Linked DNA regions of Homo sapiens: region 1 is linked to region 2. The links are chromatin loops, found by intact Hi-C in ENCODE. Cell type or tissue: PC-3. All regions are shown on one strand. Links, peaks and the distances in the headings refer to the core of each region. The heading gives the core; the rest is flanking DNA.

Evidence for each region. A loop is a pair of places that touch in the nucleus more often than their neighbours do. Peaks named below come from ENCODE experiments on the same cell type or tissue, not always from the same donor. Only the 100,000 strongest peaks of a DNase experiment are listed, where the experiment ranks them.
Region 1: it touches region 2 in a loop (4-fold over the local background); 3 of 110 quality-filtered maps call a loop at or near these places.

What each region holds. Positions count from the first base shown.
Region 1 is chr18:9,734,106-9,741,371 of GRCh38, forward strand. All of the region lies in intron 1 of RAB31 (RAB31, member RAS oncogene family), which reads left to right. Among named protein-coding and RNA genes, the nearest start is that of RAB31, 29 kb to the left of the region's middle. RefSeq lists an enhancer at 497-996. In PC-3, for the core only: no CTCF peak of the experiment used is centred there; DNase peaks (open chromatin) are centred at 3,046, 3,526 and 3,876; H3K4me3 peaks cover 1,644 bases; H3K27ac peaks cover 2,413 bases.
Region 2 is chr18:9,821,248-9,828,513 of GRCh38, forward strand. The region is part of intron 5 of RAB31 (RAB31, member RAS oncogene family); the gene reads left to right. Among named protein-coding and RNA genes, the nearest start is that of TXNDC2, 61 kb to the right of the region's middle. In PC-3, for the core only: no CTCF peak of the experiment used is centred there; a DNase peak (open chromatin) is centred at 4,454; H3K4me3 peaks cover 366 bases; H3K27ac peaks cover 2,047 bases.

The DNA of each region.
Region 1 (7,266 bases), core at 1,134-6,133, 88 kb before region 2:
GGGAGGGAGGGAGGGAGGGAGGAAGGCTAAACTAAGGTCATGCACTCAGGTCCTCAGGTACATAAGAGCTAGTATCTATCGCACTCTATATACTGACACTGGACGAACTCCTTCCCTGCACTGTCACAGCCCTGTGAGGTGTTGCTCTTCCTGTCACTATTGTGCAATTGAGATGGAAGCCTGGAGAAGTTAAATACTTGCTCAGGGCCCCGCAGCCAGTAAGTGGCAGGACCTGTGCTTACCTCCTGGCCTATGGACTCCAGCGATTGTGTTGTGAAGCCACCACACCCGCTGCCTTTCCTGAACACGGACAGGAAGCGTTACATACCTAACGAGGAGAACATGGGCAAAACCTTGCGAGTTTAAGTTGTGAGTGAGCTAAGGGTGAGCCGAGAGGATGACTGTAGCCAAGCCTGGCAGCCTGGGGAGCCTATCTGCAGGTGTGGAGGGGTGAATTGTTAGTGAAGGTGAGGAACAGCAGAAAGGAGAGGCAGGCAGGGTGCAGAAAGGATCCCGGATACGATGAACAAAGCGGGGCCCGAGGAGCCACCCCTGCGGGGGAGCAGTGGGGTGGGGAAGGACTCGAGTCTCTGGCGCCTCAGCACTGTGTGCCAGGTGAGAGACAAGTTGTGTGTGGTTTTATTCTTTCCATATCCATTTCTTTTTGTTTGGTTTTGTTTTTAAAAAGTATTTAGCATTTAATGAACCTCCTTCCCTGCGGCTGCAAGCCACCAGCACACAGGCCCCCCAGCATTCTTAATCTTCTCAGCTCATCAGAATTGGGCCTTCATGATGACAGACTGCTTTGGGAGCTTTCCCTTTCCCAGAACTTTATAGTAGCCCAGTTGCACCACAGCAGTGATGGGAGGAGCCTCTTGGTGGTGGCGGTGGTTTTTTGTTGTCGTCGTTGTTGTTGTTTTGTTTTTTTTTGAGATGGAGTCTCGCTCTGTCGCCCAGGCTGGAGTGCAGTGGTGCAATCTCGGCTCACTGCAACCTCTGCCTCCCGGGTTCAAGTGATTCTCCTGTCTCAGCCTCTCAAGTAGCTGGGATTATAGGCGCCTGCCACCATGCCTGCCTAAGTTTTGTATTTTTAGTAGAGACGTGGTTTCACCATGTTAGCCAGGCTGGTCTCGAACTCCTGACCTCAAGTGATCCGCCTGCCCTGGCCTCCCAAAGTGTAGGGATTATAGGTGTGAGCCACCATGCCCGGCCCTCAGTCTTGTTTTTAGCAGCATTTGCCTGTGTCTGCTCACGGATCATAGTCCACAGTTTGTCAAAGTTGACAGTTGGGCTGAAGCTCTGTTTCCTCTTTAAGTGGTAATGCCTCACACCAGCTTTCCCACATAACCTGGGTGACATTTGTCAAAGTTGATCCTGTGGTGGTGCACACCACCTGCATTACCACAGCCTCCACGGTGCTTCCGCACTCGGTGATGTGGCCATGGCCGTGGCTCGTGTGGCCCTGAAGTTTCCGGCTCTTCCTCAGTCTGGATGGCATGTCAGACAAAAGAGGAAGATTTCTACAAAGTCTCTTAAGGTATTGAGCACCTATTTCTCCTTTTAAAAACGGGCAAGCTGAGCACAGTTGTGCATGCCCATAATCCCAGCTACTTGGGAGGCTGAGGTGGGAGGATCGCTTGAGCCCAGGAGTTTGAGATCAGCTTGGGCAAAGGGGAATTTTTCTTTCATTATCATTTTGATGTAGAAAATCAGTAACATCTTCTTTGCCAATATGAAAACATGTTTTTCTTTAAGCAGAGTCTTGCTGTCAGCCAGATTGGAGTGCCATGGTGAGATAATAGCTTACCGCAGTCTTGAACTCCTGAGTACAAGGGATCCTCCTGCCTCATCCTCCTGAGTAGGTGGGACTACAGACATGCACCACCAAGCCTGGCTAATTTTTAAAATTTTTGCAGCGATGGGGTCTCACTAGGTTGCCCCGGCTGGTCTGGAACTCCTGGGCTCACACAACCCTCCTGCCTGAGCCTCCTGAGTAGCCGGGATCACAGGTGCACACCACCATGCCTGGCTAATTTTTCATTAAAAATTTTTTTTAGAGGGTCTTGCTAGGTTGCCCAGACTGGTATTGAACTACTTGCCTCAAGTGATCCTCTCCCCTCAGCTTCTCAAAGTGATGGGATTACAGATGTGAACCACCATGCCTAGCCTGAAAACATTTCCTTTTGATTCTAGCATTTAGATCCTAAACCTAAAACCGTTGCCCTAGAATTGCGCTGCCCACTTTTGCTGCTGATCTTATTCCCTGTCCAGACCTTTGAGGACCAGAGTTGGTTGGGCCTCCCTCCCAGATGATGCTCAGGGTACTGGATGCTGGAGTGCAGGGACTTTCTCTGGTGACTGTGGGGAAGCCCCTGCCCTCTCCCCTCCCTTTTTTTTTCATTTGTTGATTGGCAAAGCTGAGATTTCCCAGTGTATGTGAATTTGGTTTGGTTCATTTGTAAACCCCTTGACAACTCTGTACATCAGAATAATGGCATTCCTCTTGGGAGTATTTTGTAATTATTTGCTCAGTGTGTAATATCCCATTAAATATCCAAAGTCAATTCAGCAAATGTTTATTAATAATAAGATTTGCCGAAAGCAAGAGAAGTCTTAAGTGGGTTATGCCTACAGTTTCTAGAAAGCCTTCAGATTGTGGTGGTAAAAAAACTTGGCTTTGTAAATTTTGTGTAATTCGTATTAGAAGATGCTAATTTATTTTAAAAGCACAGTACTCTTTTGTGGTAAATTTCCAAGTTTGCCCCTGTCATTTGAAAAGCTTTTGGTGTGAGTGTTTTCAGATGTTATTGGGTGGTAGGGGCAAGGACTCGTTATTTTTGTTTTCAAATATGTATTATCTCTTTCAAATAGCTATTAAAATTTATTATGTATTTGCACTTATAAATGTTTTATGTACCAATTTAAAAAATGGATCAATAGATTTCTGTGTCTAGCAGAGAATCGATTAATGAGTTTTGAATAGTGTGCCAAGGTGACTCAGCTTTATGACTTTCCATGGATGACAGATTCTGCCCCTGCGACAAGGTCAAGCCCATAAAAATTCCAATCAGATACCACAAAAAGCACAGTTTCATAGGTCAGTTTAATTCTATAGCAGTCTTTTTTGTCAGCATAGCTGGCGATTCCATCTGTTTTAATTTAAGATTCACCCCAGCCATGCCTCTGTAGCAGGTGACACGTGCACACACACACACACCCCCACACCCACACACTGTTTCCTTATGTAACATACATGATGTAAATATGTAATATAAATGTATAGTTATGTAGAATATAAATATATTTACATTGTAGTAGAGGCTGAGTCGGTGGTATAATAGAGCATCTGCAATTCAATATTTAGAGTATAAAGCTGTTTTTCCTTTGTGAAACCATTTGTTTTCCATACACTGCTTGGTGTTGGGCGGGGAAATAATGCAGTTACTTATCTGCTACACTAACGAGCAGATGACTGTCCTCCTCTCCTGCGGCTCTTCTGCAGAAATGAGTCGCCACAGTGAATTGCTTGTGTTTATTATTCTGGTCATGGGTTAGCACCAGGTGTCACAGTGAATCAATCTTGGATTGGTAAAAGGTTGTCACGACGGCAGAAAATTGCAGGCTAGAGCAAATTGTCCTATGCCCATTACAGAATCTCAAGTAATGATGGTTGGTTATGCATGGAGGGGCTGAAATAGTCCATAGCATAAGGAAACCAAGCAGGGGTCTCTAAATAGGTCAGAGGGTTCTAACAGATACCCCACCCCCTTCTGCTTTTAAAAGCTCTTGTTACTGAATGGTCATAAAGAGAGTTTTGTCTGCCCCCCACGCTAACCAACAAGACAGGCTTACCAACAACGTGGTCCTGGCAGGCAGCCAGCCGGCCGGCATTTAAATGATGCTTGCTGCTGTGGCAACCCCACGGGCCTTTAATGGGTGAGCGTGGATGCAGCAGCTGAAGGCCAAGTGCATCATGGAAGGCAGCGGTGCAAGCACAGCCCTGGTTCCAATGACTTAACGCCGCCTGGGCCACTGCAAGACCGGTGTGGCAGACAGACCCCCTGGCGAGGAGCTAACTGTGGGGTGGGTGGTGGGATATTGTGAAATGTGTATTTGGTCTTCATCCCTGTTTCCTAAAACCCTTAGAATCTCTGGAGCAAAGAGTATTTTTTGCCTGCTCATGATGGACTGATAGCTGGCAGCCCCCAGGTAGCTTTAGGATGGGGCTGGTCACAGGAAAGACCAAGGCAAGATGGGAGGGTTGGGACTTTTAGCCCCACCACCAATCTCCAGGGAAGGGACCTCCAGGGAAGGGAAGGGGCGGAAGGTTGAGTTGATCACCAGTGGCCATTGGTTTAATCAGGCATGCCTACGTCATGAAGTTTCCATAAAAACCCAAAAGGGTGAGTTTGGAGAGCTTCTGGATAGCTGAACATGTGGAGGCTCCTGGAGGGCGGCGCAGGGGCACACTGGGGAGGGCATGGAAGTCCCACACCCCTTCCCACATGCCTTGCCCTACAAGTCTCTTCATCTGCATCCTGTGTAACATCCTTTATAATAAACTGGTGAATGTCAGTAAGTGTTTCCCGGGGTTCTGTGAGCCACTCTAGCAAATTAATCAAACCTGAGGAAGTGGTCATGGGAACCCTGATTTGCAGCCCATCAATCAGAAGCACAGGACACCTTCCTCCTTGTGCTAGGCCTCTGGAGTAGGAGGAGGCAGCCTTGTAGGACTCAGCCTCCCGCTGTGGGATCTGACATTATCTCCAGGTAGGTAGCTTCACAATTGAGTTGAACTAGAGAACACTCAGAGAACTAGAGAACGCTGGTGTCCGCTGAAGAATCAGTGGCTTGCTTGGTGTGTGGGGAAAACCTCCTGTACATTTGGTCACAGAAGCATTTTGTGTTGTGAGAGTAGACTAGGAGAAAAAACATTTTGTTTTTCTACTCAGGTGGCATGTTCCAAATAAAAACACTGGAAAGAATATGAGTTTAAAGAAATGGATTGTAATGCATGATATAGTTGCATACTATATAAATACATCTCGTAAATTTGGATTTCATTGCCTTAGAATTTCTAAGAATTTGGCCAGGCACGGTGGCTTACGCCCGTAATCCCAGCACTTTGGGAGGCCAAGGCAGGCGGATCATGAGGTCAGGAGATCGAGACCATCCTGACTAACACGGTGAAACTCCGTCTCTACTAAAAATAAAAAATTAGCTGGGTGTGGTGGCGAGCACCTGTAGTCCCAGCTACTCAGGAGGCTGAGGCAGGAGAATGGCGTGAACCTGGGAGGCAGAGCTTGCAGTGGGCCGAGATTGTGCCACTGCACTCCAGTCTTGGCAACAGAGGGAGACTCTGTCTCAAAAAAAAGAATTTGTAAGAATTCAGACTCAGGGTGCAGGATGAATTTACTGCTTAGGAAGATGTAATGTGCTAAAAAAAAAAAAAAAGTAAACAAACTATCTGGATGATTCTTAGCCTATGGAGAGTAAAGCACAGGTTTTTAAGTTTCTTAGATACACTGTATTGATGAGGATACAGACTAAGCTGCTGAAACAGGAGATCCCAGATTATAGTGACTTCAGCTTTTTCAGTCCTCCTGGTGGCTGGTTCAGGGCTTGTTTGGTGGCTTGTGGGGTCATCACATTGTATACTCTCCTGTCCTGTGTGCCAGCACCTGGTCACATGGCCACCCCTGACTGCAAGGAAGATGGGAAAATGTCATCGTTAGCTGGGTAACCAGGGGCCCAGCTAAAACTCAGGGTTCTTTTTCTAATAGTTGAAAGGGAGAGTGAGTATCACAGAGCCCCAGCAGTTTCTCTCCTAAGCATCTTTTATTTTCCAATGAGGACACTGCCAGGCCAGTTGTGTCTTCCTTGGCTAGAGCTTTGATCTGCAAACTTGGAGCTGATTCTGACCTCAGACCCTGGGGTGACGAGAGGAGCTCTATGATTCTAGTTAGACCAGCCTAATGGATGAATCCTGACTCCCTCACTTGCTGTTTGTGTGGCCTTCAGTTCGGCTGTTGAGCCTCTCTGACATTCCGATTCACTGGTAATGATAACTGTCTCACAAAGTCATTGTAACAAGTATTTTGAGAACATCCAGGATAATGCCAGTCATATGATGAGTTTTCAGTAAAAGTTCCTTTGTTCCTTCCTCTATAGGATGAATCATAGAAATCATCTACTTACCTAACGCTTCCAGTGAAACAAGTTAATTTGCTCAGAGCCTGATTTAATTTGCATTATTGCATCAGGATGACACCTCTTTACAGTAAAGTTATTTATACTTCTCCAAATGCAAAATTTAAAATTATTTTGGCTGGACGTGGTGGCTCTCGCCTGTAATCCCAGCACTTTGGGAGGCCGAGGAAGGTGGATCACTTGAGGTCAGGAGTTCGAGACCAGCCTGGCAACATGGTGAAACCCTGTCTCTACTAAAAATGCAAAAATTAGCTGGGCGTGGTGGCGCACACCTGTAATCCCAGCTACTCAGGAGGCTGAGGCAGGAGAATTGCTTGAATCTGGGAGGTGGAGGTTGCAGTGAGCCAAGATTGCACCACTGCACTCCAGCCTGGGCAACAGAGTAAGACTCTGTCTCAAAAAAAAAAATTCTTTTGGTGGGTTAATGTTACCCAGAAGCAGATCATACTGTGCTCACACATCTTCTGTCCACATCATACCAATGCTAGAATAAAGGGGGTAAACAGAAAAACAGGTTTTCTTGGGAAATGACATATGGAAGTTGCTGCACAGGGGTCTCTAATGGCAGAGGTGCCTCCAGGGGGCTTTGATATGTCAGCAGTAGCAGCGCACACTGCAATGCCTTCCTTGCTTGTAGTAAGTGGCCTCTGGGTTCTTAAAACAAGACCCTATTGTGTAAGATGCTGGACTTGGGAAAACCCCTGGCAGGGGCTGCATTGAGGCTGGTGACTCCTGTTGGGGCATTGTGTGCTGCATAGTGTAATAGGCAGCCACTCTAGGCCCAGCATGGTGGCTCACGCCTGTAATCCCAGCACTTTGGAAGGCCGAGGTGGGCGGATCACTTGAGGTCAGGAGTTCGAGACCAGCCCGGCCAACATGGTGAAACTCCGTCTCCACTAAAAGCACAAAAATTAGCCAGGTGTGGTGGCGGGCACCTATAATCCCAGCTACTAGGGAGGCTGAGGCAGGAGAATTGCTTGAACCTGGTGGGGCAGAGGTTGCAGTGAGCCGAGATAACGCTACTGCACTCCAGCCTGGGCAACAGAGTAAAACTCC
Region 2 (7,266 bases), core at 1,511-6,510:
TGGCTTAGTATATGGTCTGTCCTGGGGAATGTTCTAAGTGAGCCCGATGACACTAAGTTTTTAAGACCTATTTTTACACTTGCTATTCTCCCTTAGAGAGAAAGTCTAAGGTTGAGGGCCCTCTGCAGACAAGTGTGTCTAACTAGAGTTTAATTATATTTTGTCTTTATCATATTTATTTTTTAGGATTACATTCTTTTTATGATAGTTGACACTAGTGTTGCATTTATGACAGTGATATCATATTTCTTTTAAAATGTTAAAAAAGTTGATTTATGCACATGACATGATTATCTACACAGAAAAGCCCAAAGAATCTACCAAAAAAGTTCTAAAAATACTAAGTGGGTTCAGCAAAGTTGTGGGATACAAAAGCAACGTGGAAAAATCAATCAGATTTCTATATATTAATACTAACAATAAATATGCAGAAACTGAAATTTAAAACACGATATTCTTTACAATTGCTCCAAAGAAAATGAAATACTTAGGCATATATTTAACAAAACATATATAGGAGCTGTATGCTGAAAAGTACAAAATGTTGATGAAAGAAGTCATGTAAGAGTTGAATAAATGGAGAGACATATTATGTTTATGAATTGAAAGTCTCAACATAGTAAAGATGTTCATTCTCTTCAAATTGAGTTATAGGTTTAAATGAAATTTTTGTCAAATCTTAGCAAGGTTTTTTGTAAACATAAATAAGCCTATTCTAAAATTTATATGGAAAATCACAGACACTGAATAGCTAAAACGATATTGACAAAGAAGAATATAATGGAAAGAATCACTCTGTTCTATATGAAGGCTTACCATATAGCTACAGTAATCGAGACAGTATGGTATTGGCAGTGAGACGGATGCATAGATCAATGGAACAGAATAGAGAACCCAGAAATAAATCTACACAAATATGCTCAATTGATTTTTTGACAAAGATGCAAAGGTAGTTCAACAGAAGAAGCAATTCAACCAATGACCTTTTCAACAAATAGAGTAATCGGACATCAATAGGCAAAACAAAAACAAACCTCAACCTTATATAAAATTAGTCTAAAATGAATCACAGGCTTTAATGTAAAATGTTAACCCATAAAACTTTTAGAAAAACTTCTAAAAGAAAATAAATTTAAAGATCTGGGGTTAGGCAAAGAGTTCTTAGACTTATCATTAAAAGCACGATTCATATAAGGAAATACTGATAAATTAGACACCCTTAAAATTTAAAAACTTAAAAATATTTGCTCTGTGAAATATTGAGGTGTGAAGAGGATGAAAGACAAGCTACAGACTAGGAGGAAATATTTGCAAACTATATATCTATAAGGGACTAGTATGTAGACTATATAAAGAACTCACAAAATTTACATGAAAAAATTTGAAAATGGCAAAAGACATAAACAGACATTTCACCTGAGAGAATAGGAAGATGGTGAGGAAGGATATAAGGCGACGTTCAATATCATCATCAAACCTATCAGAATGGCTAAAATAAAAATCAGCGACAACACCTAATGCTGGTGAGGATATGGAAAAACTGAGTCATCCATACGTTGCCGGTGTGAATGCAAAATGGCACAGCCACTCTGGAAAACAGTTTGGCAGTTTCTTATAAAACTAAACGTGCAGTTACCATATGGCCTGGCAATCACATTCACGGGCATTTATCCTGGAGAAATGAAAACTTATGTTCACACAAAACCTGCACATGAATATTCATAGACACGTTATTTGTAATAGTCCTAAACTGGGATCAGCCCAGATGTCCTTCAGTTACGAATGGCTAAACAAACTGTGGTGCATCCATACCATGGACTACTACTCAGCACTAAAAGGAGGCAAACTGCTGATACACACAGCTCGAAATGCATCTTCAGGGGAATTGTGCCGAGTGAATGAAGCCAGTCCCAAAGGTTTCACATTGCATGGTTCCATTTATATAACATTTTAGAAATAGAGGATAGATTACTGATTGCCAGGGCCTATCATAAGGGGAAGTAGGGGTGGGGGACGGGGAGGAAAGTGGGCATGGGTTTGAAAGAGCAACATAAGGGACCCTGTGGTGTCGGCACTGCTTGGTATCTTCTCTGTGGTGGTGGACACAGGAACCTACACAGGTGGTAAAATTGTATACAGCTTAACTCACATACATAAGTGCATACAAGTAAAACTGGAGAAATCTGAATAAGATAGAATGCATCAATGACAATGTCCTCTTTGTGATATTATACCATAGTTTTTCAAGATGTGACCATTTAGGGAAACTGGGCGAAGTGTATGAGAAATCGCTTGGTACTGTTTCTTACAACTGCATGTAAACGAATCTACGGTTATCTCAGTAAAAAATCTGATTAACAAAAAGTTGATTTAGATAAAAATAATAAATATTGGAACAGTCAGGTGAGGGTATGTGTGATACATATGCATTATATATATTATATACACATGGCAAAAATTACAAAGGGGGATGTATTTGACAAAAATTTTGTAAACACACTGGGCCAAATGATTAAATTAACCATCTCCAGCACACCTAAGGTACAAAAGATAAACAGGGTAACTGTATTAAAAATTCCCATTTAGGAAAGAGGGAAGGGGAAGACTGCTGCCTGGGTCTCTGCCCAGAATGTCTGTCTCCTGTGAGACAGGAATAGTCGGTAAGTGATAGGGCCTGGGAACCTAGTGGGCACCGGCTTGTTGACACGTTTCTATGGTGGGGGAATCGGTTCTTGGTCAGCAATCTGGCTGCTCCAGATTCTGCCTGCTGATATAACTTTTCTGGGGAGTTAGCCAAACCTCTAAACCCCAGACCTTATTCAGAGCTTGACCTTCTTTTACTCTAATCCCAAAGTACTTTGCTCTCCTGTAATTCCCAGAAAACTGTATTTGATTTTTAACTGAGGGTTGTAGCAGGACAGTATGTAGATATGTGTGTGTAGATATGTGTGGATGTAGATGTGTTTGTATGTGTGTGTGTATGTGTGTGTGTAGATGTATGTGTGTATGAGTGTGTGTGTAGATGTGTATGTAGATGTGTGTGTATGTGTGTGTAGATGTGTATGTGTGTGTAGATGTATGTGTGTATAAATGTGTGTGTAGATGTGTGTATAGGTGTGTGTGTGTAGATGTGTATGTGTGTGTGTAGATGTATGTGTATATGAGTGTGTGTAGATGTGTGTGTATGAGTGTGTGTGTAGATGTGTGTGTGTAGGTGTGTGTGTGTTGGTGGAACTGATCTCATCCAACACACTTTGGTTGTGTAAGCTTGTCAATTCTTGGAAGGAGCTCTGCCTGGCCTATTTTGAGAATTTGCTGGATGGAAATGGAATTCGCCCTCCAACCTTGGCTCAGCCCACTTAAGGCATTTGAGTGCAGAAGTACTTGGCAGAGATGCCTGTTCAGTGTGTTTCATCTTCTTGCATGTTCCAGAAGATGGTATAAAGGTCCGCCCCACTCCCAGAGTGGAAGGCATTCAGAGGCATCCGGTCAGGTACACTCAGGATTTTTAGCTTGGATTTTTTTCTAGGTTCCTGATCTTGGTGAGAGATTTTCCTATCTTGAACAACCCTAAACAAAATCTCCCCTGCTCAAATTATTGTGAAACTGAAGTAATGTATGGTCCCTCTGAATTTGAGGCATGAAAGCAAAGTGGAATGTGAGAAGACTGTCCTGGACTTGCACAGAGTAGGTGCTCAGGGGTGTAACCCCCCGTCCTTCCTGCCGCTCTTCTCCCTCCCCATGAATGTTCTGGTCACAGCTCCCAGGGGTGGAGAGTGTGCAGTTCCTGGTGGGGCAGGCCATTCTGTTCTCTCCACCATCTGCTGATGCTGGAGTTAGGCTTGCACAGTTGGGGACATTTAAGGGATTGTCAGAGTTGCAAGAAAATAAGAACCTCAAATGGATTGAATCCACAGGATCTGGGGTACCAGCTGACTTGCCTGGTCAAGATGGCAGGAGAACCTAGTCTGTGTGCGAGCTGGGGCTGGCAGCAAGTTTCTGAACAAGTAGCACATGGCATGGGGCTAATTCAAGGTCTGTGCTATTCTAGGACAGCAGATTGGCCTAGGGTCTAAATAGAAAAGAAAGCTTTGTCTCAGAAAGTCTGGAGAGCCCTACAGGACGCTGCATGTCCTTTTCCTGGGTCTGGTGGGAAAAACAGGGCAGTTGAGTCTTGCAAAGAAAAAAAGAGAAATAGGTTGTAACCTTGCCTCAGTGGTTTTAAAAGTTTCATGAATTCAAGAAACCATAGTGCACTTGTTAAAAATTCCAGTTCTAGGAACCAGGTCCAGAGATTTTGATTCAATAGGAAGAGGCAGGCAAGGGTATGTGCATTTTAAAAAGTGATCCTTTTACAAGTGGTCCAAGGGTCATTCTCGGAAAAGCATTGCTTTCGTCAGTAGGAGTTTATGGTAGAGAAGAATGAGGAAGTCCCAGAATCTATCCTGGCATCTGTACAGGTCTCTAACTGCAGGCTGCACTGTCTGGGCTTCTCTCTTGCCCTTCAGGCTTCCTGGAGAATGAAAACAATGACTCATCATCTTTCAGGATTCAAAAGTGTCACCCATTATCCTAAGCAAATTAATCCAGGAACAGAAAATCAAATACTGCATGTTCTTACTTATAAGGGGAAGTAAGCATTGGGCACTCACGGACATAAAGATGGAAACAGACACTGGGAGCTTCAGAGGCAGGAAGGAGTGGGGGACAGTTGCAAAACTTCCTCTTGTGCTCAGTACGTGGGTGACAGAATCAATTGTACCCCAAACCTCAGTGTCACCCCGCATACCCATGTAACAAACCTGCACACGTACCCCTCTGAATCTAAAATAAAAGTTGAAATTATTGGCTGGTCAGGGTGGCTCACACCTGTAATCCCAACATGTTGGGAGGCTGAGGTGGGCAGCTTACCTGAGGTTGGGAGTTCAAGACCAGCCTGGCCAACATGATGAAACCCCCCTCTACTAAAAATACAAAAATTAGCCAGGTGTGGTGGCACACGCCTGTAATCCCAGCTACTTGGGAGGCTGACACATGAGAATTGCTTGAACCCAGGAGGCAGAGGTTGCAGTGAGCTGAGATCGCACCACTGCATTCCAGCCTGGGTGACAGAGCGAGACATTGTCTCAAAATACAAACAAACAAACAAACAAAAAAGTTGAAATTATTTAAAAAAACACACACACAAAACACAAAAGTGACACCATTGGCCCTTCATCTTTAATCTCTTCCAAAGCATTTCCAGGGCCTCTCTGCCCCCTTTCACACCCCACATTCATAATCACCAGGAGAAGAGATGTGATTGGGTTCAAATTAATATGAGGCTACCCTATTTAGCTTGGATCTTTTTCTAGGTTCCTGATCTTGGTGAAAGATTTTCCTATTTTGAACAACCCTAAACAAATTCTTCCTCTGCTCAAATTATTGTGAAACTGAAGTAATGTATGATCCCTCTTCTGGATGGTTCGACTCCCTTATATCCAGCCTGTGCTTGGTTGCCTTTGGCTTGGGTAAGGGGTTAAGGGTACCTGGCTTTGGGACCTCTGTGAGAGGACCTGCAGGTATTTCAGGAACCATTTGCTTTAGGGCCATGTGGCCAGGATCCTCCGCGAAGGAGGGAAGGTCAGAGGAAGAAGAGCATATCCTATCCCACCCTGGCCCTTAAGCAAGAATCACTCCCTCACACTTCCTCTGACAAGCATGGGCAGCCTTGACCTATAGCTGCCATAATAAGTCATTCCTTGGGAGAAATTACTCCAACCCCATACATTCCGCATAGCAGGTTCTAGTTCTACATTTCTTCTGCTTGATCTTGTTTTCCTGATTTTGAATTCTTGGCTCTACACAAATCCCCTTTGACTCTTCCCAATTTGAAACTCTTTCAGGCTTTCCTGGTCATTTTTGGACATTGGCCTTCATTTCATGGCTTCTAATGGAACTGCTTTTCAAGCTCAGGGGTCTCCTGTTGGCATTTCCTTGAAATTCCACCTCTCACTGGTGTATTTAGGGCCACGAATGAATCAGAAGGATGAGGGAGGGATCAGGAAGTGCCGATGGGAGAAGACCCCTCAGACCTAGTTTATTTTATCTTACAAGTGGTAGCAGTGGGAAGTTACCCAACAACAGTGACGATGGGGGCTGGGTTGGGAAGTGGGAGAACTTTCTTCTCAGAGGTGGTGGGTAATGACCTTGAGATGGCTCTGCTGTCACTGGCTGCCTCTGCCTAAGATTCCTCCTACCCTCCCCATGAATACAACCCAGGAGATGCTCAGGGGCTGTTCTCATGCACTCTCGCCTCTTCTGAGGGATGGAATCATGGTCTCTTAACATCTTACGGAAGCACTCTGGTGCCTCTTACAGAAACATTGGGAGGGATGGGTGGGACTGCTGCCAGGGAGTCCAGAATTCCTTCCTGGAGTAGAGGTCATACACCAAGACAAAGGGCATCTAGTGTTAGAAGTGAAAATAGGGTAGGGTAGGAGGAAGGAAATTAGTCCTATCAGCTCTCAGTCATTTGATTAGCAAATACGTTTTGACGGTCCTTTTGTGGCAGCAAAGTGCTGTGAGAATAGAAAAGAGACTGTCTTTTCCTTTGAGCTATTAATGTTTACTTCTATTTGGGCAGCCAAGAAAGGGGGTGGGGAAGTATCTGATGAGCAATGTAAGACTGTATTTAATGAAGTTCCAGTTGGTCTGATGCAGTCCAGAAAGGACAGAGGGGTTCAGGAAGGGGAGAGGTCAGAATCATCTGTTGTGACTAGGAAAGGCATGGGACGACATGCGTCCCAGGTGAGGTATGTGCCACAGGCAGTTACGGATGTGTTGGAGGAGGAAATTCCAGGAAGGGGCAAGATCTGGAACGAAGGCCTGGAGGTGGGAGCGAGCTTGGCACGTGTTGGCAGGGAGGGGCCGTCAAGAATATCTACCCTGCGCCTGCCCTGGGGAATAGTGGGAAAGATGGCGGGATGGTGTGGGTCTCAGAAGCATGCAGAGTGGGTGGGCTCGATGTGCTGGCCAGGATGGTGCCCGCCTCGGCTTCCCCATTGCCAGGCAGTCAGAACACTGTTTTCTTCTGAGCCTGTTGTGGCCCCAGGCTCCTCCTTAATGCAATGCCTCGGGTAGTCACTACCAGTTAAAGAGATCAAACCTATTGGCCATCCTCCAAGGAGGCTGTGGGAGCCGTTCTAGTGTCTTGAGTAAGTGTGTGATTCATGCAATTTCCTGTGCAATCTATAGCTGGAAACCAGGGTGAGCCTGTGCTTCCAT